Regions from separate parts of the Homo sapiens genome. Here region 2 is linked to region 1. Evidence: chromatin contacts called from ENCODE Hi-C data. All regions are on one chromosome and are shown on one strand. The core of a region is the stretch at or near the end of the contact, and the rest is flanking DNA. Distances in the headings are between cores, read along the strand shown. Region 1 has its middle 44 kb from the start of HOMER3. Region 2 overlaps CRTC1 (CREB regulated transcription coactivator 1).

What was found. Hi-C counts contacts between places; a loop is a spot of excess contacts on that map. Pooled maps may share reads with other maps.
Region 2: a map of K562 shows a loop between it and region 1 (5-fold over the local background). The contact joins two enhancer-like sites. A Hi-C loop is called at or near these places in 3 of 168 maps with a recorded cell type or tissue (K562, MCF 10A and mammary epithelial cell), 1 of 37 single-sample maps with no recorded cell type and 5 of 50 pooled maps.

What each region holds. Positions count from the first base shown.
Region 1 is chr19:18,984,091-18,986,854 of GRCh38, forward strand. No RefSeq gene overlaps it. Among named protein-coding and RNA genes, the nearest start is that of HOMER3, 44 kb to the left of the region's middle. Within about 2 kb of position 1,426, at least 6 of the 41 ENCODE cell types and tissues checked have a DNase peak (open chromatin) inside an H3K27ac peak, as active enhancers do.
Region 2 is chr19:18,767,866-18,770,629 of GRCh38, forward strand. It overlaps CRTC1 (CREB regulated transcription coactivator 1), which reads left to right. Exons shown (of 14, transcript NM_015321.3): 10 at 620-928. Among named protein-coding and RNA genes, the nearest start is that of COMP, 22 kb to the right of the region's middle. RefSeq lists enhancers at 1-739, 740-1,616. Within about 2 kb of position 1,351, at least 2 of the 41 ENCODE cell types and tissues checked have a DNase peak (open chromatin) inside an H3K27ac peak, as active enhancers do.

The DNA of each region.
Region 1 (2,764 bases), core at 176-2,675:
AGGAGAGGGTGAACATCTCTGGACTGAAACAGGGAAACTGTCAAAGGCTCTAGAGTAGGCAGGTGGGACGTCCAAGCCAGAAAGGACAGGTTTGCTCTGGGTTCCTTGCAAGTGACCTCCATGGGGTTCGGGGCTGAGACGGAGCCTACAACGTTGTCTAAGGCCACATTTCAGACAACTGCCAGAGAATGGTTGTTTTACCAAATAGCTGGCCAGCACACGGGGTCTATGTCTCTGTGTCTTTTGGCTAGGTTATTCACACCCCACCCTCGTCAGCTGTCAGGGTTACCCTGGGGAATGTCAATTCCAGGCACTTCTGGTTCCAGTGGGCATTCAGGCAAAGGGTGCTCCAGCAGCCCAGGGTAGCCCTGATACCCTGCACAGGTGCCTGCCATTAAATGGGGCTGGAACCGAGGGGTATAGATGGAACAGTTCAGAATTGCTTTCATTCCTGCCCTGCCCTTCCAGACTGCTCTTTTAAAAGGTGTAAATCAGGCCAGGCATGGTGATACATGCCTGTAGTCCCAGCTACTCAGGAGGCTAAGGCTGGAGGATCATTTCAGCCCAGGAGGTCAAGGCTGCAGAGAGCTATGATCATGCCACTGTACTCCAGCCTGGGCTACAGAGTGAGATGCCGTCTTAAAAATAATAATGATAATGATGATAAATTTTTTGTTTGTTTTTGAGACAGAGTCTTACTCTGTCACTCAGGCTGGAGTGCAGTGACGCCATCCCGGCTCGCTGCAACCTCCACTTTCCGGGTTCAAGTGATCTTCTCGCCTCAGCCTCCCGAGTAGCTGGAACTATGTGTGTGTACCACCATGCCTGGCTAATTTTTGTATTTTTAGTACAAACGGAATTTTGCCGTCTTGCCCAGGCTGGTCTCAAACTCCTGACCTCAAGCGATCCGTCTGCCTTGGCCTCCCAAAGTGCTGGGATTACAAGCATGAGCCACCGCACCATGACAAAAGCCCCTCTCTACTAAAAAATACAAAAATTAGCTGGGCATGGTGGCGCGTGCCCATAGTCCCGGCTACTCAGGAGGCTGAGGTGGGAGGATTGCGTGAATCTTGGAGGTGGAGGTTGCAGTAAGCCGAGATGGCACCACTACACTCCAGCCTGGGCGACAGAGTAAGACCCTGTCTCAAAACGAAAACCAACAAATAAAAATGTGTGGTGAATGAATGAATGAATGAATGAGTGAACAGACAAGATGTAAAAAGCCGATCAGAGCCTCTGCCAAGGAGATGTCAGAGGGTTTTTCACAGCAGCCTTTGAACAATGGCCCTGGGAGGAAGCCAGGCTTATTTCCCCATTTGACACAGGAAGAAACTGTCTTGGTTCAAATCTGATCCTTTTTTCTCCTAAGACCACAGCTGCCTCCGAAACAAAGGCCGACAATTGCTGCCAGCAAGTGCTTTGCTGTTTTTACTTCCTCTAAACATTCTTCAGTGGATTTTCCTTTCAAACTGGTTGTAAGGAGGCACATGGCTGGGTGTTGGTGGGGGGTGGCACCCCTGCCCGGACCCCACACGCTTCCCTACCACGTGGCCGGTTTGGAGTAGACCCATCTTTGTGCTGAAACACAGCCCAACATTGCCATATACGGGGGGCTTGTCTACATTTTACAAGATTTTTACAAAAATGATGCTACACTTTGCAAATGGATTTATTTTTTTTGAGACAAGGTCATACTCTGTCACCCAGGCTGGAGTGCAGTGGTACAATCACAGCTCACTGCAGCCTTGACCTCCCGGGCTCAAGTGATCCTTCCTCCTCAGCCTCCCAAGTAGGTGGGACTACAGGCATGTGCCACCATGCCCGGCTAGGGTTTCTTTTTTTTTTAATAGAGATGGGGTCTTGTTACGTTGCCCAGGCTGGCCTTGAATTCCTGGCCTCAAGCAGTGCTCTTTCCTCTCCCTCCTAAAGTGCTGGGATTGCAGGTGTGAGCCACCACGCCCAGCTTGGAACATCTTTATTTTAAGATGAGCATGCTGGGGCCTCAGGGAGTGAAGTGAATTTTCCAAAGTCACTCGTTGTGACCAGGACACTGGAGTCAAGGCCCTTTCATCATGTCATGGGGTCTAGGTAAGGACTCAGGAAACTTCATTTATTTATTTATAGATAGAGTTTTGCTTTTGTAGCCCAGGCTGGAGTACAGTGGTGCGATCTCGGCTCACTGCAACCCCCGCCTCCTGGATTCACGCGATTCTCCTGCTTCGGCCTCCGGAATAGCTGGGATTACAGGCATGCACCACCACACCCAGCTAATTTTTGCATTTTTAGTAGAGACGAGGTTTCACCATGTTGGCCAGGCTGGTCTCGAACTCCTGACCTCAGGTGATCTGCCTGCCTCGGCCTCCCAAAGTGCTGGGATTACAGGCGTGAGCCACCACGCCTGGCCTTTGTTTTAAGGAGGAGGAGTCAGCCAATGGGATGCCTCAAGGACTGGGTCCACTGACACAGAACAATGGAAACAGATCAGCGATGTCTGAGTTCACAGCATGCGGGTGCTGCTCCTAAGAACCCTTCTGTAGATGCTACTGTTCTCCCCATTTGCAAATGAGGAAGCTGACACTCAGAGATGTGGATCACCCGCCCCAGGTTACACAGCACAGAGAGGACATGTTAGGACTGAGGATTCAAATTCTTAAGGTTTGCTTTCCTCCTGGCAAAAGCAAGTCATGAAGGCGTGGAAGCTGAAATCTCGAGGCTAACGCTCCCCTTTTCACACCTGGCCACAAGCTGCAAGAACTGGGAGTTG
Region 2 (2,764 bases), core at 101-2,600, 220 kb before region 1:
GGGCAGGGACCCCACCTTTCCCAAGGACTGTCAGCTTGGTAGCCCCTGGCTGTGAGTTTCCACACAGACAGTGAACGTCACACACTTCCCTCTTATTGATTTTCCTCTTTCCAGCTCTGCGAAGGCCTGAGCCAGCCCTTGGTGAGGGGCCATGCTGGTATCTCCAGCAACCCCAGCCTCTCCAGCATCCCCAGAGTGGGCAAGGCTTTGGGCGGGGGGGTTTGGGAAGGCAAGGCCAGTGGATCACTTGAGGTTTCCCCGCAGCACCCACAGGGGCTGGGAGCTGGCTGCTCACTGAGCCACCAGGGATGGCCATCCTGGGCTTGCCCTGCAGCTGGTGGACTGGCCTGAGCTGCACGGCATGTAGTGCGGGTGCAGGCACAACAAGCTGGAGGAGGTCAGGTCCTGCCCAGCTCCAGCTGACCCCCTTGGGGCCCTGCGTGAGGCCCACCCTCTCTAGCCTGGGCTCCCTCATCGTGAGGAGCACCCAGCCCAGGGGCTGCCTGTGATCACAGGGCCCTTCCACCTCGCCTGCTGAGCATGCCAGGCTATGGGGGCCCGAGGGGGCCAGGCGCTGACAACCAGGGCCCGCCCTGCCTGACGCTCTCCTCTCCTGCAGGCTGTAGCCATGGACGCCCTGTCTCTGGAGCAGCAGCTGCCCTACGCCTTCTTCACCCAGGCGGGCTCCCAGCAGCCACCGCCGCAGCCCCAGCCCCCGCCGCCTCCTCCACCCGCGTCCCAGCAGCCACCACCCCCGCCACCCCCACAGGCGCCCGTCCGCCTGCCCCCTGGTGGCCCCCTGTTGCCCAGCGCCAGCCTGACTCGTGGGCCACAGCCGCCCCCGCTTGCAGTCACGGTACCGTCCTCTCTCCCCCAGTCCCCCCCAGAGAACCCTGGCCAGCCATCGATGGGGATCGACATCGCCTCGGTAAGCCCAGGGTGGGGTCCCTCGGGGCCTGACTGGGGGTCTTGTAGAGGACAGCCCGGGGGCTGCAGAACAGTCGGGTTACCTGCTGCATGGGCCAGGGGTCAGAACCCCAGCGAACGCTGCCTGGGCCCACCTCTCCACGGGGCTACCCCTTGGAATCAAACTGAGACTGTCACTCCCTGTAGAGATGGAGAAACTGAGGCACGAGCAGGTGGCTGGCCCCAGATTCCACCCAAGGTGGGCCACCCCATGTTTAACTGCCGAGCACCCCTTCTTGGCCTCTCTGGCCCCTCCCACCTGAAGCCAGGCTTCCTAGGAGGCAAGAAGAGTACGGCGTTCTCAGGGCCAGGGCGCAGGCCGGGGGCCGGGGATGACGTGAGCTTATCAGAGAAGGAAAGACGAGGCCAGTCCAAGAGGCGGCAGCCCGTTGGGCACAGCGCCTGGGGCCCAGGGCTGGGGGCTGCAGCTCAGACCATTGGACTTTTCTGCCTAGGGCCGGCTCAGGCAGACAAAGGCTGGGCTTTAACCCTGTACCCACAAACCTTCCTGACTGTCCAGACCACCTGCTTGCTCCAGCGGCGCGGGCTGGGTGGCAAACAGCTGCATTGGGCCACATCCAGGGAAACAGGGACTTGTGTTCCGGGCACAATGAGTCCTCCCACTTGACCCCGACTGCCAGCCCCAGGCTAAATGTCCTCCAAACATTGTGTGCTCTGCAAAGAACAGCCGCCTGAGCTGGGTGGGGCAGGCAGGTGAGCCTGTGGGTAGACACCCATGTTCCCAAGCTGCTCTGACCTCACGGAGGGGACCACCCACGGCCCCTGGGTGGAAGAGTGCCCAAGTCCTTTCTTTGGTGGAAACACAGCAGGTCCTGGGGGAGGCTCCCAAGGTGGGGCCTCGCCTTGGAGCTGGGTGGTTCTTGGAGTCACAGGGTGTCTGGGCCAGGTGCAGGGACGGCCCTTCTAGGGCTCTTGGGTCAGGCTGTCCATGTCCAGCACCCTCACACAACAAAGACGGCTTCCTGCCCCCACTTCAAGGACTTCTAGCCTCCTGGGGTTGAGGGGGGACTCTTGAGTTTTTGCACAGACTCACCCAAATGAGAATCTCCCTCTGATCCCTTTGTCCTTTCCAACTCCAGGAAGGCCCAAGTCAGCCATCCCTAAGTAACAGTGCTGGCACCTCCATCACCCACGCAGGCGAGCTCACCGCCACCCCCCGCCCTACCCCACCCCGCCCCACCTGGACTCAAGCCCTACCCCAAACTGCCCAGAAGGCGCCACCAAGGACATGGGGGAGACAGCAATTATAGGCCCTGGACCGGTCAGGCTGGGCCTCATTCAGTGACTGGCTCAGACAGGTCAGGCAAGTTGTCTGCAGGCACACAGCATGGCTGGGCCGTGCTAGGACAAGAGAGTGGTCTGAATCCGGGGCCTGGCCTGGCCCGACCTGCCTCTGAAAGTTCTGGGTCATAGCAGTGAGATGCCCGGGCCTTTCGTCCCTCGAGCAGGTGGAGGAAGTGACTGCCCCTTGCAGGTCTCAGATGGCATAACCCAGGCAGGTTTGTCCTGCAGCAGGGCAGGGATAGTGACTGCGCCATGCTGGGAGCCTGGGCTACCAGCAAGATGGCCTTCACTCAGTCCCCACCCCCAGAGGTGGGCCAGACCTGCTGGGCTGCAGACTTAGGGGCTTAGAGAGCCAGGGGACCTGCCCAGGGCACACAGTCAGCGAGAGCCGGGAACAGGAGGCAGCCTTGGGTTTTCCCTGCCCATGGCGGTGTGTGTGTGTGGGTTGTGGGTGTGCACAAGTGGGTGGGTGCGGGTGTATGTGGTGTGCACC